Linked DNA regions of Mus musculus: region 2 is linked to region 1. A link is a contact called in ENCODE Hi-C or POLR2A ChIA-PET data. All regions are on one chromosome and are shown on one strand. Each heading gives the region's core, a stretch centred on a gene start or an enhancer-like site at or near the end of the contact. The rest is flanking DNA. Distances are from core to core; before and after follow the strand shown.

Region 1 (6,503 bases), core at 661-3,160:
ATCCGTCATCTTCTGTTTTATTGGTTATTTTTGTTTCGTTTTTGAAAAATGAGAGAGCGTGAAGCTGGGTAGGTAGGGAGGTGGGGAAGATCTAGAGAGAGCTGGAGTAAAGGAAAGAATATGAGCAAACCATATTGTATGAGAAGAACTTAGGAAGCAGAGAGCCGTGGATACGTGTGTGCCAGTACACAGCTTGCTTTTTCCACTTTTTAGAGTCCAGAGTCCTTGGCTGGGGAGTGGTCCTACCCAGTTAAGATGGGACTTTCCACACTAATTATTATAATTAAGATAATACTTCATAGACAGTCTCAGAGACTGACCTTAATGTCCGTATCTCCCCCTGAGTTCCTGGTGATTCTCCATTCTGTTAAATTGGCATTTAATACTATCATGGAAAATACATATTGCAGTATTGTCAAAACTCTCTGTTTCCATCCCCAATTTCCAAAATTTTCTTTCCAGAGCTATGTAGTATAAAAATGATATACCATCTCTATGAGTCTTAAGAGTAATCACATTCACATATTCGTTGTTGTTATGTGTATATATTCCTCATATTCAATAGTTATTAATATGTATATATTTATATACCCATTAAAGATAAAGTAATAATGCATGTATTTGTATGTTAATTCATCAAGTACTATAACTTACATACTCTATAGCTTACACATTTACTATACATTGCTTTTGCAATTTATTCATGTTTAAATCAATGGATAGTTTGGGTACTATGCAAACATGAATTATCATTCCTAGCTGTTCATAATTCTTGCAAAATGAAGATGGTAGTGGTATTTGTAAGAAGAGTCATTATTAATATGTAATTGAGCCTCTGTCAGCTCGGACTGTGAAGCCATGACTAGAACTGTTGGCTGAGTGTTTGGTCCCACGTGACCAGCGAAGAGCTGGCTTCAGGCAGAATAAGCAAAGAGTTGGGCTTTCAATTATGTATGAAAATCACCCTAGCTGCCTTGTCTGCATCCCTTTACACTACACTGTGATGATTTGATTTGTAAGAGTTTTAATAACAGCCTCTTTGTGATCATTTTAAGTAATGTGTTAACTATATGAAGCATAACAGCAAACTAAAATAAATCCATCCACTTAACTAACATCAGAGAAAAGGAAAAAAAAGTCATTGAATTTGACGTGTTTTTATGAAGCCCCGGGGTATTAAGAACAAATGTGTTTAAATCTCTCATTAATTAAAGTGTGTTTGTTCTGGGTGGCATTGCTATGGGACTTCGTCTGGCAGTGCGGAAGGAGCACTGGCTGCTCCTGGTCCCTGCCTGTTGCCAGAGCTACAGCTGGAGCTGCTAACTCAGCAGGGCGGTTATCCCGGAAAGGCAAGCGTGCATTGATTGGGTCATAAGTCGGTAAAAAGAGTAAATGGGAAGGGTGTTGAAACACACCCACTCCAGTGCTGGAACTCTCGCCTGTTGTCTCGTTCTCCTAGTGTAGAAATCCACTCCGCTCATGCGCGCGTGGGAGGACAGAGAGCGATGCTCAGGACAGCTACTGCACCCCTCTCCTCACGGGGAAGGAAGGAAGAAAGCTGCGTTCTTTTCCAATACTAGCTGACGCCAGAGCAAAAATAAAAGTCACTTCAGACCTATTTATCTGCACTGCCCCTCGTGTGTGTGTGTGTGTGTGTGTGCGCGCGCGCGCGCGCGCATGTAGGTATACACACATTATTTACATGGGTGCACTTGTAGGCCTGAGGGTGACCTCAGGTGCCTTCCTCGCTTCCTCTCCAGGTTATTCATTATCTCCTACTGAGCCTAGAACTCCCGTTTGATTAATCTGGCTGGCCAGTGAGTGCCCAGGATGCCGTCCCTGCCCCCCTCCACCAGCACCTGGCTTGCAGGAATGACCCCTTTGCACGAGTCCCAGGCATCTGACCTCACACTTCCCTGCCACGCCCTGTTGCTTGGGTCATCTCCCACCCGGTGGTTGGACATTGTTTATTTCGTTAAAGAAGCATCGCAGGAAGAAGGAAGACGAGTTATTAAAATACCGTACTTACTGCTTTCTCCATCCTAGTCTCTGATGCTTTATAAACTTTACCAAAAACTTAAATCTCATACATTTTACTTGTTAAAAAAAATAAATAAAGCAAGAAGCATATTCATGTTAGTTTGTACTCCTTCAGTTTTTTTTTATTTTGAATATTCTCAAATCTAAAGAAAATGATAGAAAGAATACAATGTGCATGTAGTCTTATCCCCATCTAGATTTATGTTATTAATATGTGACTACATTTGCTTTATTTTCCCTATGTATATGCATATGGAAAAAAACGGGTTTTATTTCTTCTATATATGTGCATTCACATGTACACATGTGTGTTAGATTTATTTTCTCTACATACATATTCACATGTTCACATACATGATAGCTTTATTTTCCCAACATATGTGCATTTACATGTACATACACATGCACATTAGTTTCATAGTCTCCACATATGTACGTTCATATGTCCACACGTGTGTTACTTTTATTTTTCCCTGAATATGTGCATTCACGTGTACAGATGCACATTAGTTTCATCTTCTCTACATAGGTGCATTCACATGTTCACATACATGTTGGTTTTATTTTTTTCCCAGTTCCTTTACCTGTAGACACTTTAACCCTGATTTCGTAAGAACACTAGCATTCTCTTGCTCTTGTGCACGATGTAAGAGCTGTTTTCATCTCTGGAACCCTTTTGTTACCTGTTTTTATCTGTATTCAGGAACAAAGGAAGCGGGAGGGAGTATTAATAGCTGCCGCCCACCGCCTAAGTTATTCACCACTGTGCATCTTTCAGAATCCAAGTGTGAAACACAGAGAAGTTCAGCTTCCGTGCTGAATAGATACAAAGTATCGAAGGGACGGGATCCCAAAGCCTTACTCCTGCTGTCTCTTGCACCGTTTCTCCCAGCTGCACAAACCGTTAAATCATCCCCCTCAACTACTTCATTGTGCGTGACACATGTCAGGAAAGAACACATCGCTATTTGTCTTCACAAATTCATAGCTTTCCGAGTTGTAAAGACTCACAATGGCTGCTGTAAGGCCTGTTCATTTCAAAGGCGAAAAGTCTGGTTCAAGGTCATGGAGCTAGGTATGACTGGAGAATCTCATTTTCAAGCTGTCTAGGCAGCATTCTTTCTACCACAGGGATTCTCACTGAAACTCCGTTGCTTCTGCCAGGGTCTTGATAAGAGAGGAGGTGGAGGTCTGAGACCACCACACCTCCCTTGCTCCTGCCTGCGCTTAAATCTGGATTGGGTGAGCTACACAAGGCTTTCCGAGCTTCTGTTTGCATAAGAATTTTCTGGTAACCTTGTTACAAAGCCAGAGGGCTAAGGTGGGAGCTGGGAGTCTGCCCCTCACTCCTGACTAGCTCCTGGGTGATGCAGACGCCACAGGTGCAGGCGACAGCTGTCAGAACCAGCCCAGGTTCGCATAGCCCAGGAGTCCCCCAAATAGGAAAGAGTATTTTCAAACATTACACAGTACTGCACTTTATAAAACCCAGAAACTAATGTAATCAACACCTGTTTATCCACCACCAACCCGAAACGAAATACTTCCAAGGTCATTGCCGCAGTGACCGGAGACTTCATAGACTTAGATGGTAAGACAGAGGGACCCACAGATTCAAGTCTTCTGCCAAAGAGCACTGTTAAGAAGACCACTACATCATGTTCCATTCTCCACTCGCGATATGAGCGTCTTCCAAATGATGTCTGTCTAGTCAGTCTAACAAGTGGCATTCTGCTTTCATTCCTTTTGGAACAGTATAAAGAGTTATCAAGAACAAATCCTAGTGTTTATGTGTCGATAAGGATTTTTGTGGATAAGGATTCTTAAGAATTTTTGTGGTTGGGTATTTTGTCGTCTAAAAATAGTTAACAGTATAGTTATTAACCAACTCAATGTAACATGAAATCCACCCGCAGCAGCCAAAAATAAAACAGACCTTAAATATGTAGGTGAAGGAATACTCTAACTACTCCCCAAATGCCTGTAGCTGTTGTCATTTCTTCTAATTTCTCAGACTCCCTCAGCAGTAAATAAAACATCAGCAATAATTCCCCAAGGGAAAGAGTAGAGTACAAAGCTGTCATAGAGCTTGTCAAAGAAGCTGAAATAGGGGAAAAAGGGGTGGGGGGCGCGACAATTCTGTGAAGTAAGTCTTTATGAAGTTTCTACTACCTCCTGGCATACTGAGAGGTCCTAATATGTAAGGAGATTAATATGTACGAAGTCTTCTGGCTGACCATAACCCTAAAGGGGAGTGTGTCATCAGAACAGATATTAGAACACAGCATGGTGGAATAAAAGGGTTTGGACTGAATCTAGGAACAGTGTATGGAAGTTGTAAAGACGATGAACTTGAAGACATAATGTGTTTAAAAGTAATACAAGGGCTGGGGGTGTGGCCTAGCTGGTAAGCATGCTTGGGGGTGTGGCCTAGCTCGTGAGCATGCTTGCCTGACGTTTTCAGAGTCATGGCTTCAATATCCAGCACCACAAATGATCCCTGAGGAAATGTACACCCCCAGTGCTTGGGAGCTGAAGGCAGGAGGAGAAGAGACTCAAGGTCGTCTTTTGCTACAGAGAACCTAGAATCACTGTTCAAAACACAAACAAAAACTCTCCTTTGTTTTGTTTGTTTGAGGCAAGGGTCTCCTGTAGTTCTGACTGGCCTCAAACTCAGTACATAGTCAAAGCTAGCCTTCAGTTCTAAATCTTCCTGCCTCTACCTCCCAGGTGCTGGGAACACTGGCTTCAATCACCATCTTGATCCCCGCTAAAACATTGGTAATTTAGAAGGAAAAAAAACGGTTTATTCTTTTTATGTGTATGTATGGGTTCTTGTGAGTTCATGTACACCAGAGGCGTGCCTGAGGACTCCAGAAGAGAGCACTGGATCTCCCTGGAGCTGGAGTTACAAGTGTTTGTGAGCCACTTGGTGTGGGTGCTGAAAACCAAACCTGGCTCCTCTGAAAGAGCAGAAGCACTCTTAACTGCTGAGCCCTGCTCTAGCCACTGGCAACAAGTATTTTTTCTTTTTTTAAAGTCACTTCACTTGGATAGATTTAATAATTTACTAAGAACAGAAGCTGCCTTGGGAATTGAAGGCATATACTTTTATATATTTAATCATGACTTCTTTTATAACATTACAATGTATCTAGTGGGGAAAACATTAGTCCAGATATAATAAAGTCTAACAGTCATTTTAAATAACCAGAGGATGAATAATTTTCTGATATCAAAGCATTAACTCGCACACATTAATAGCACTCTGACTTAAACTGCATAAGACACTTTGTTTCATAAGACGACACTTTGTCTCCTAGTTATCCAGAGAGTCCTGCGGTTCAGTGTAATTGTTTTGTTGCTATCTGAAGGGACGTTTCTGAAAAACCTGGAGTATCTGCCTTCCACATGGTAGAGCTAACCTTACACAGATTTCGGGGTACAGATCTTCATGCTTTTAAAAATGAACTATATTTTCTAATGGATGAGACTTTCCAGTAAGAGGCAAATCTCTCATAGAGATGGTTTGTGAGTGTGTTTCTATAGAACATTAAAGTTCAAATACAAAGCTTCACTCGAGTGTGGTCACTCCCCCTTAAGTGAAATAGTCAACAGATGTAGTATTAATATAACAGGTGGGAAACTGCATCTTGGGGCCTGGAATTCCAGGTCCCAATAACTAATAACTTTTTTCTAATAACTCCAGGGTCTCCCCTCCTCTCGGTCCTCAAGCTTTGAGAGCTGAGTGCCTGAGTTGGTACTTTGGTTGAAGGTAGTAAAAGTCTCTCACTGGTGTGATGCTTCAGTAGTTTTATTATATCAGGAGATAAACGTGGAAAAAAACAAACTTCAAATTGAGTACACTGCTATCTATAGATATGTTTTGCTGTAGGCCAACTGCAATAGTTTTACACAGTTAATTATAGAATGCCCATAAACTCTGGAGGGGGGGGAGGGAAGAGGAAGAGGAAGAGGAGGAGGAGGAGGAGGAGGAGGTGATGGTGGTGGTTAGGGAACAGCCTTGGGTGTCATTCTTCAGGCACCATCTGCCTTTCTTCCTCCTGCTCCTCCTGCTCCTCCTGCTCCTCCTGCTCCTCCTGCTCCTCCTGCTCCTCCTGCTCCTCCTGCTCCTCCTGCTCCTCCTCCTCCTCCTCCTCCTCCTCCTCCTCCTCCTCCTCCTCCTCCTCCTCCTCCTCCTCCTCCTCCTCTTCTTCTTCTTCTTCTTCTTCTTCTTCTTCTTCTTCTTCTTCTTCTTCTTCTTCTTCTCCTTCTCCTTCTCCTCCTTCTCCTCCTCCTCCTCCTCCGCCTCCTCCTTCTCCTTCTTTTTCTCCTCTTCCTCCTCCTTCTCTTTTCTTCTCCGTCTCCTTCTCTTCCCCCACCCCTTCTTCTTCAACAGGCTCACCTCCTAGGATTCTGGAATCCAATCATTTGGGTAGACTACATTCACTGTCCCATTCTTT
Region 2 (7,149 bases), core at 166-2,665, 36 kb before region 1:
TTTGCAGAATGCACTTTAAGCATAATCAATATCTACCTTAAGTACTTCATTAAATAGTTTGATTGAAGTCACCGAGTTGCACATCCATCCTCCATGCTGGCTAGAGACGTCATCATGGAGACTGCTTTCAAGATGGATCTTATCACTTGGTAGAGGTATGCTGTGTGCTTACCTCTAGAAAGCAGGTTTCTAGTCTGCTTTCTTTTGTGGGAAAAGTCCAAGAGTGGAATGCCCAAGTTAAACCTTACAGGATAGAGATGGGGAAGGGATTGTTGTAAATCATTAATATAGAGCAGACACGGTTTATTTTTTCTCCAAAGAAAAGAGAAAGCAGGGAGTTTTCCAGGCAAAGCATACAGATAGGGGGTGGTAGGGAATGGCCTGCACCCCTAAAAGGATGCCTGCAGGAAGGGCCTTCCATGCTGACCTCCAAAGGCTAGGAGTGTGACTGGGCAAAATATTCACCTGCATCTGCCCTCTCTCCTTTCCTTCTTAGAAAATCTTTTACCGTGTCCTCAACTCTTCAGTTTTCAACCACAGATTAAGGAAAGGCTCATTAGAAAGTCTGAGGCCATAGGCGTTAAAGAAATTATCAACCCCCCAAAGTCAATATCCAATTACTATACCATTTTGGCTGTTCCACACAATTAACCCTGCTGCAGAGTCCAAGGGAGGCCAGGGGAAGACCCACGCTGCTGGGTGCTATGGCTTCTGGCTTAGTCCTTCCTATTGTGGGGAGACCCACACTGCTGGGTGCTGTGGCTTCTGGCTTAGTCCTTCCTGTTGTGGGAGACCCACACTGCTGGGTGCTGTGGCTTCTGGGTTAACCCACTGTGCTGTACTGCAGGGGTGGGTAGCCCCAGGCCTGGATCTAGGAGGTGTCAGCATTCCAAATAGACTTTATTCTACTTTGCCTTGAGACCCAAAGCGAATGACAGGCAGAGAGGGGCAAGATTTGATCAGAGGCAAAGGGGAGCATGAAGGATTTTGCTTTCTTAGTTTTCATTTTTCAGCTCCTATCCAAGTAATAACCGCCCCATTGGGAGGATGCGGCTCAGTTTTATTAGATCTCCTTGAAAAGTGTCCCTCAGTGCAGATAGCAACTGCCGGGTTTAAAGCTAACTAACGTGAATGTGATTCATTAACTTTAAAATCGAGCTCCGGGGTAGTCACGTCTGATTTTCCTGAATTTTGTTGAGAGCAAATGGAATCTTTTCAGTGGACTGCATTTAGCTGTAGGAGAGAGGTTGAAGAATTGGCAATGGGCTTGCTGGAAAGTCCCACAAAGCAGTTGTCTGTAGGGATTAAATCTCTGACTGTCCTTGTCTGTCAGGAAAAGCCCTCTGGGTTGTGGGCAGCTCCCAGCAATGCTAATGTGCTGCTGTCCAGGGAGGCGGAGCAGCAGCCTGCTAGGTTCAGAGCAGCGGTGGCGGCGGCGGCGGGGAAAGCCTGGCCGTAGGTGTGCGTGGGCGAGAGCTGGGCGCGCTCCGCCTGAAGTGTGCAGAACAGCAGCCATATCTTGCCACGGGGATCCCTCCCCCCAAGAGCAATTCGGGTAATTCCTAAATGCTAATGCATTTCAGCACCAGAGTGGCCCGTGCTCTTGTTGCAGAGAGGAGCAGGAAAGCATGAAGAGAATGATTTAAAACGCCAATCAGTTTCTGGAGAACGTAGCTTTTACTCCCTTGATGAAGCTGTTCAAGAAGGACCTTGCTGTTGCCAAATGAGTTTGCGATTCTAGGATGCACAGGCAGGGGTGGCCCTTGTTCTCCCTCACCTAGAGTTCTCCTGCCCCTAGCTCAGTGGTTCAGGACCTTCCTCGTCCCGTGACCCCTTAATAAAGTTCCTCATGTTGTGCTGACCCCCAGCCACAACACTATTTTTGTTGCTACTCCATAACTGTAATCTTGGATAATAGAGGGTTTTGTCAGAGGGATCGCGACCCCCAGGTTGAGAACCACTGTTGTAGCTGCTAGGCATGCAGCTGCCCTTGCGTGATCCAGCAGGAGAATCTCCTCAGCTCCCTCACACAGTGAGCGGAACGCCTGGTGGTGGCCGCCTCTCCAGACAACCCTGCCTGCGCTGCTGCCAGTCAGGGCTTTCCTCATAACCTTGGTGCTTCTGCGGCAAGGTTAGTGGTTGAGCTTACCACACTTGTCATCTCTGCCTTCACACACCATCCTGATTCCTCCCCAGCCACCCCTCCCACTGGGGTCCCGTAAAGTTGCAGGTGGTATGCAGAGACTGAGGGTGACATTTTAAAAACACACCAGAGTTTTGTTTTTGTTTTTATTTTAAATGGTCATAATAGAAACCCCAGTGTCTAAAAACATTCTGTGACCGTCACATTTAGTGGCAGCTTAGAGGAAACTGAATATGAAAGAGCCAGAGGTACTCTAGGGAGGCACGCTTGCTCAGTAGCTATTTATCTGGGGTTGAGATGAGCTGCTTTTATGTGTTGGTATGTAGTCAAGAATTGCGTTTTCTTTCTCACTTTGAGTGTCTATGTAAATTCTCCAAGTGGAAATGAAGCTCCATTTATCTCCGAGTGTCCCCGGGCCAGGCTTCTGTAAGACCTCACAAGGCTGCGGGTTTTCATCTTATTTTAATTTGCAAGAAAAGCACTATAATGCATGTGTAGCCATTTATTTTAATCTAGTGTCAGTTGTCGGTGTAATCATGGAAATGAATGAAGGGATCCCTGAGACAAAGGAGGTTTTTATAGAAATCAAAGGAGCGTTGCTCAGCAACTCTTAATTAATAGTTGTTTACTGACTGTGTATTCCAGGGACATGTCGAGCAATTTAGGGATCCTGAAGAAAATAGCCACTTCCTCCACTCCAAGCCGCTTCTCTCCAGTTTGAGAGGAGAGTTACAAGACTCAAGGAAGGCAGTTTACTACAGTGAACACACAAGATGACAGATCGCCAGTGTGGTAGCACATACCTTAAATCCCAGCCCTCAGAAGACAGAGGCAGGCAGCTCTCTGAGTTCGAGGCCAGTCTGGCCTACGTAGTGAGTTCCAGAGAGCCAGAGCTACATAGTGAGACCCTGTCTTAAAAAATAAAATAAAATAAAATAAAATAAAATAAAGACACTTTAGTAGACTGATCTGTTGAGAGATCATTTCAGTAGGTATGAATTGCAGAGTCAGAGGCAACACCAGTTTGTAGTCCCGGCTGGCTGTGGGGTTTTGGCAGGGTTGGTTCAATAGCTGGGCTGCTGTGGACTGCACTGGAATGTTAGGGAGTAGCCAGCCATTGTTTACTCTCCTCCCAATGAGTCACATCGTGGGAAGAGCTGTGCTTAGAATCAGATGTGTCTGATTTCAGTCACGGGCTGCTCTCTGCCCTGTGCCCGCCCTGGGTGTCAGTGTTTATAGAAAGGGTAAGGATGATAGTTACAGGTCACAGGAGGGTTGGGATTAAATTATGCAGAAGCACGCACATACAGTGTCCCCAGCTTTCCGACTAAGTGCAGCCTTCCTGAAGACATGATGCGTGGGCAGAGACGTCTGCAGCGTTAGTTGTCTCCTTGCTACCTGCTTTCGTCCACACCAGTAAGCTCAGGTTTCCCTACCTTCTTTTAGAAGTCACCATGGACTGGACCTCACATGGCCAAACGCAAGGACATGCGTATGTAGGAAGGGAGGGATTGTTCAAGGGACGTATTCTTAAGCATTCAATAAACTTTTCCCAAGTTTAACACTATAAACGACCTTTATATCAAGTTGAAGAAAATATAAATTGAAAGACAATTATGCTGAGTTTGCACCTTGTGGCACAGAATGTGTGCCTGTTTTGGGCCTGGCTGGGGTGCGATGGGGAAAGGCCATCTATTCTTTTTTTTTTCTTTTTTTTAAGATTTATTTATTTATCTTATGTGTATGAGTACACTGTAGCTGTCTCCAGACACACCAGAAGAGGGCATTGCATCCCATTACAGATGGTTGTGAGCCACCATGTGGGTGCTGAGAATTGAACTCAGGACCTCTGGAAGAACAGTCAGTGTTCTTAACTGCTGAGCCATCTCTCCAGCCCCAGAAAAAAAGCCTTCTTTAGCCTCTCCAGCCCACAGTAATCTTTCCTTACTGAAAATTTCATTTCTCTTGGTTGTATAAATTTGACTGAACTGACCCCCCCCACACACACACTTCAGTATTGTTACAATTCAAGGTATATCTTTTTATACATGTATCCTGACTTGCTCAATAGATCATGGCCACTTAGCAATCACTGACCTTGTGGTTTTAAAAGATGTTTTTATTATTATTATTATTATTATTATTATTTGAGTATTTTATACCACATCCATGCCCAATGCTAAAGGAGGTGTTTTGCTTCCATGTGGGTACTGGGAATTGAACCTGGGTCCTTTGCAAGAATAAGTGCTCTTGACTACTGGGCCAACTCTCCCCAATACTTTGAACTTGTGTTTTAATCTTCTATTTACTTGATGGTTCATCAGTGATACTTTGTACATAATAGGCACTTGGGTTGATCATCCCTTCTCCTTGAGGCTAGTGATTATAATTGTCAGGAAGCAAGAACAAACCCTGCTTATTCATTCAGTAAGTATCCAGGTCCGCCCTAAACAAACAGCAGTTGAATTCGAGTGTATACCTCTAGTTGGCTAAATAAGTCAGCAGCTGCTGTCCAGCATGGTCTTGAAAGGACAAGGCTATGGCAGAAGGACATAGGCAGGAGCCTGGTGTGCATACAAACCAGCAACGGAAGTTCTGTACCTTGCCCATGTTGCTAAGAGGCAGCAGAGATGGATGAGTTTAAAAACTCATTGGGTTGATGTGGCAGCCTATAATCTAAGCTCTAGGGAACCTGAGCAAAAGAATTTTGAGTCACAGGCCATCTGGGAATTGAGTGTGATGTCTTAGAACCACTTGTACTGTTTCATAAATCTCTTAGGACCTAAAAACACTATACTTATGAGGTCTGACACTGGCTCTACTGTGCTTCCTAGAATAAGTGCTGGACTAGTTCTTTGAGACTTGTAAGGAATAGGTTTGGAGTACTAGGTAGGGAAATCTGGAAAATAGCTAGTCTTGATTACTGCTGTATCGCGGTGACAAAACACCATGACCACTGCAGCTTATAAAAGGAAGACTTTAACTGGGTTAATGGCTCCAGAGGGGTAGTCTATGGTGGTAGAATGAAGGCTTGACTCACCAAGAGCTCACACTGCGATCCACAAGCAGGAGGCGACAAGCAGAAAATACCCTGAGTCATCTTAGGATCTCCAAGCCTGCTCCCAATGGCACACCTCCTCCAATGAGGCCAAACCCAATTCTTCCCAAACAGTTCCACCAACTGGGGACTCAGTATTCACACCATTCAATCTACCACAGCCTTATAGCTTTTTTTTTTTTTTTTGGTTTTTTGAGACAGGGTTTCTCTGTATAGCCCTGGCTGTCCCGGAACTCACTCTGTAGACCAGGCTGGCCTTGGACTCAGAAATCCGCCTGCCTCTGCCTCCCAAGTGCTGGGATTAAAGGTGTGTGCCACCATGCCCAGCTCGCGTGTTGTTCCAGTCCAATCATGTTTTGAGCTGTCAGTTTTGTGTGGAGCTATTACATCCCTCAAACTATATTCAGATGAAACTAGATGAAACCATATTTGACACACAGTATGAACTCTTCTAACCACTTCTCCTCAAATGTAATGTTGGTGGCTCTTGCCTCTACGGTCCTTACATTGCCCTTCCTGTTTCCTACCAATCCTTGGAAAGACTCGTCCATTGTTACTCTCCATTATATTAGCATCCAAGTAAGATTATCAATATGTCCACGTCCACAATGTTCCTGGGCTTCTGAAGTTAGATTTTTTTCATTTCTAATCATAGCAGGAAAATTATTGACCTCTTTGACCATGATTTCAGATTGGACCACACTGAGTAAGTAAAGTAACTAACTGTGCAAATGTAACCTAGGCTACTGGGAAGGACCCGGGAAGGACATCCAGGGTGGACAGAGATCTGGGAGACTGCCTACTTCTCTTTTTCACCCATGGCCCACCAGACGCCCACCAGCCATCTTTTCATCCATGGCCCACCAGACGCCCACCAGCCATCTTTGTTTGCACATGTAATGTAGATCTTCTGGCTTTAGCTCCGCTTTGAAAGTGCCCCAGTGCCACGGACCTCATGGGAATCCATTCCATGCACATGCACATCATAGACCACTTAACATGTACCACGAAGTTCTTAATTCTGAACTCTTGTGTTCGTATGTCTATTGTTGGACTTTCATATTGCAAAATTCATCAACATAGGTAGGAGGAAAAGATAACTCCTGACCTGTATCCAGTGACTGTTAGCCTTTTCCAAGGAAAGTAAGTCCTTTTTAAAGGAATTCTTCTTAACTCTAATGGATGTAGAGCCTCAGTTCTCACTTGTGTGCCAAAAGCGACCCTTTCACAGGGGTTGCCAAAGACTATTAGAAAACACAGATATTTTCTCTACAATTCACAACAGTAGCAGAATTACAATTGATGAACTTACAACATGAGGAACTGAATTAAAGGGTCACAGCATTTGGGAAGTTGAGAACCACTGTGACAGAGGAAGAAACAACTTAGGAATTTGTGTATGACATAGTCCTCCCAAAGCCTAATCACGCGTGTAAAGACCAACTGAGATTCAAGGTGACTCAGGCTCACTCTTCGAAGCCTTGCTATGAGGGAGATTCTCTAAGATAACTCTGGTGTATTTTCTATTCAAATTGTTATTTTACAGATGAAGGTGTTGGGTATGCAGGTGAAATACACAGCACCCGTTAAATGGAATCTCTGTTTGCTTGCTAGAATAATGCTGGGTATCCCTAGGACTCCCGGGTGCTTATTTATTTATAGATCCGTATCTAGGGAATATACTGCAGCAGCATAAGAAAAGCCACGAGGCATGCTGTATGCTGCTGTGCACAGAGCCTTGATTGCAGGAGCTCTTCTGTGAATAAAAGCATTTCAGTTGAAATGCAAGCTCTATGGTCTTAAAGCCACTATATATTTTAGCTTAAAATAATGCTTTTCATTTTGAATATAGAGAAACATGGAACAAAAAGACTTACTGTGGTATAACAACGACAAGACAGGTCAGCTATTTTGGAGGCTCTTCCAAGTCTTGAAAGCCTTGCTCTGT

The links. A loop is a pair of places that touch in the nucleus more often than their neighbours do. ChIA-PET counts read pairs that join two places held with the same protein, here RNA polymerase II (POLR2A).
Region 2: a map of heart shows a loop between it and region 1 (2.0-fold over the local background). The contact joins two enhancer-like sites. A Hi-C loop is called at or near these places in 2 of 37 maps with a recorded cell type or tissue (both heart). POLR2A ChIA-PET finds 5 or more read pairs at or near these places in 3 of 5 experiments (Patski and embryonic stem cell).

The regions. Positions count from the first base shown.
Region 1 is chr10:59,498,903-59,505,405 of GRCm38, reverse strand. The region is part of intron 1 of Mcu (mitochondrial calcium uniporter); the gene reads left to right. Among named protein-coding and RNA genes, the nearest start is that of Oit3, 60 kb to the right of the region's middle. Within about 2 kb of position 1,910, at least 3 of the 3 ENCODE cell types and tissues checked have a DNase peak (open chromatin) inside an H3K27ac peak, as active enhancers do; they include heart, where a contact is called at or near this core.
Region 2 is chr10:59,533,901-59,541,049 of GRCm38, reverse strand. All of the region lies in intron 1 of Mcu (mitochondrial calcium uniporter), which reads left to right. Among named protein-coding and RNA genes, the nearest start is that of Gm40671, 38 kb to the left of the region's middle. Within about 2 kb of position 1,415, at least 3 of the 3 ENCODE cell types and tissues checked have a DNase peak (open chromatin) inside an H3K27ac peak, as active enhancers do; they include heart, where a contact is called at or near this core.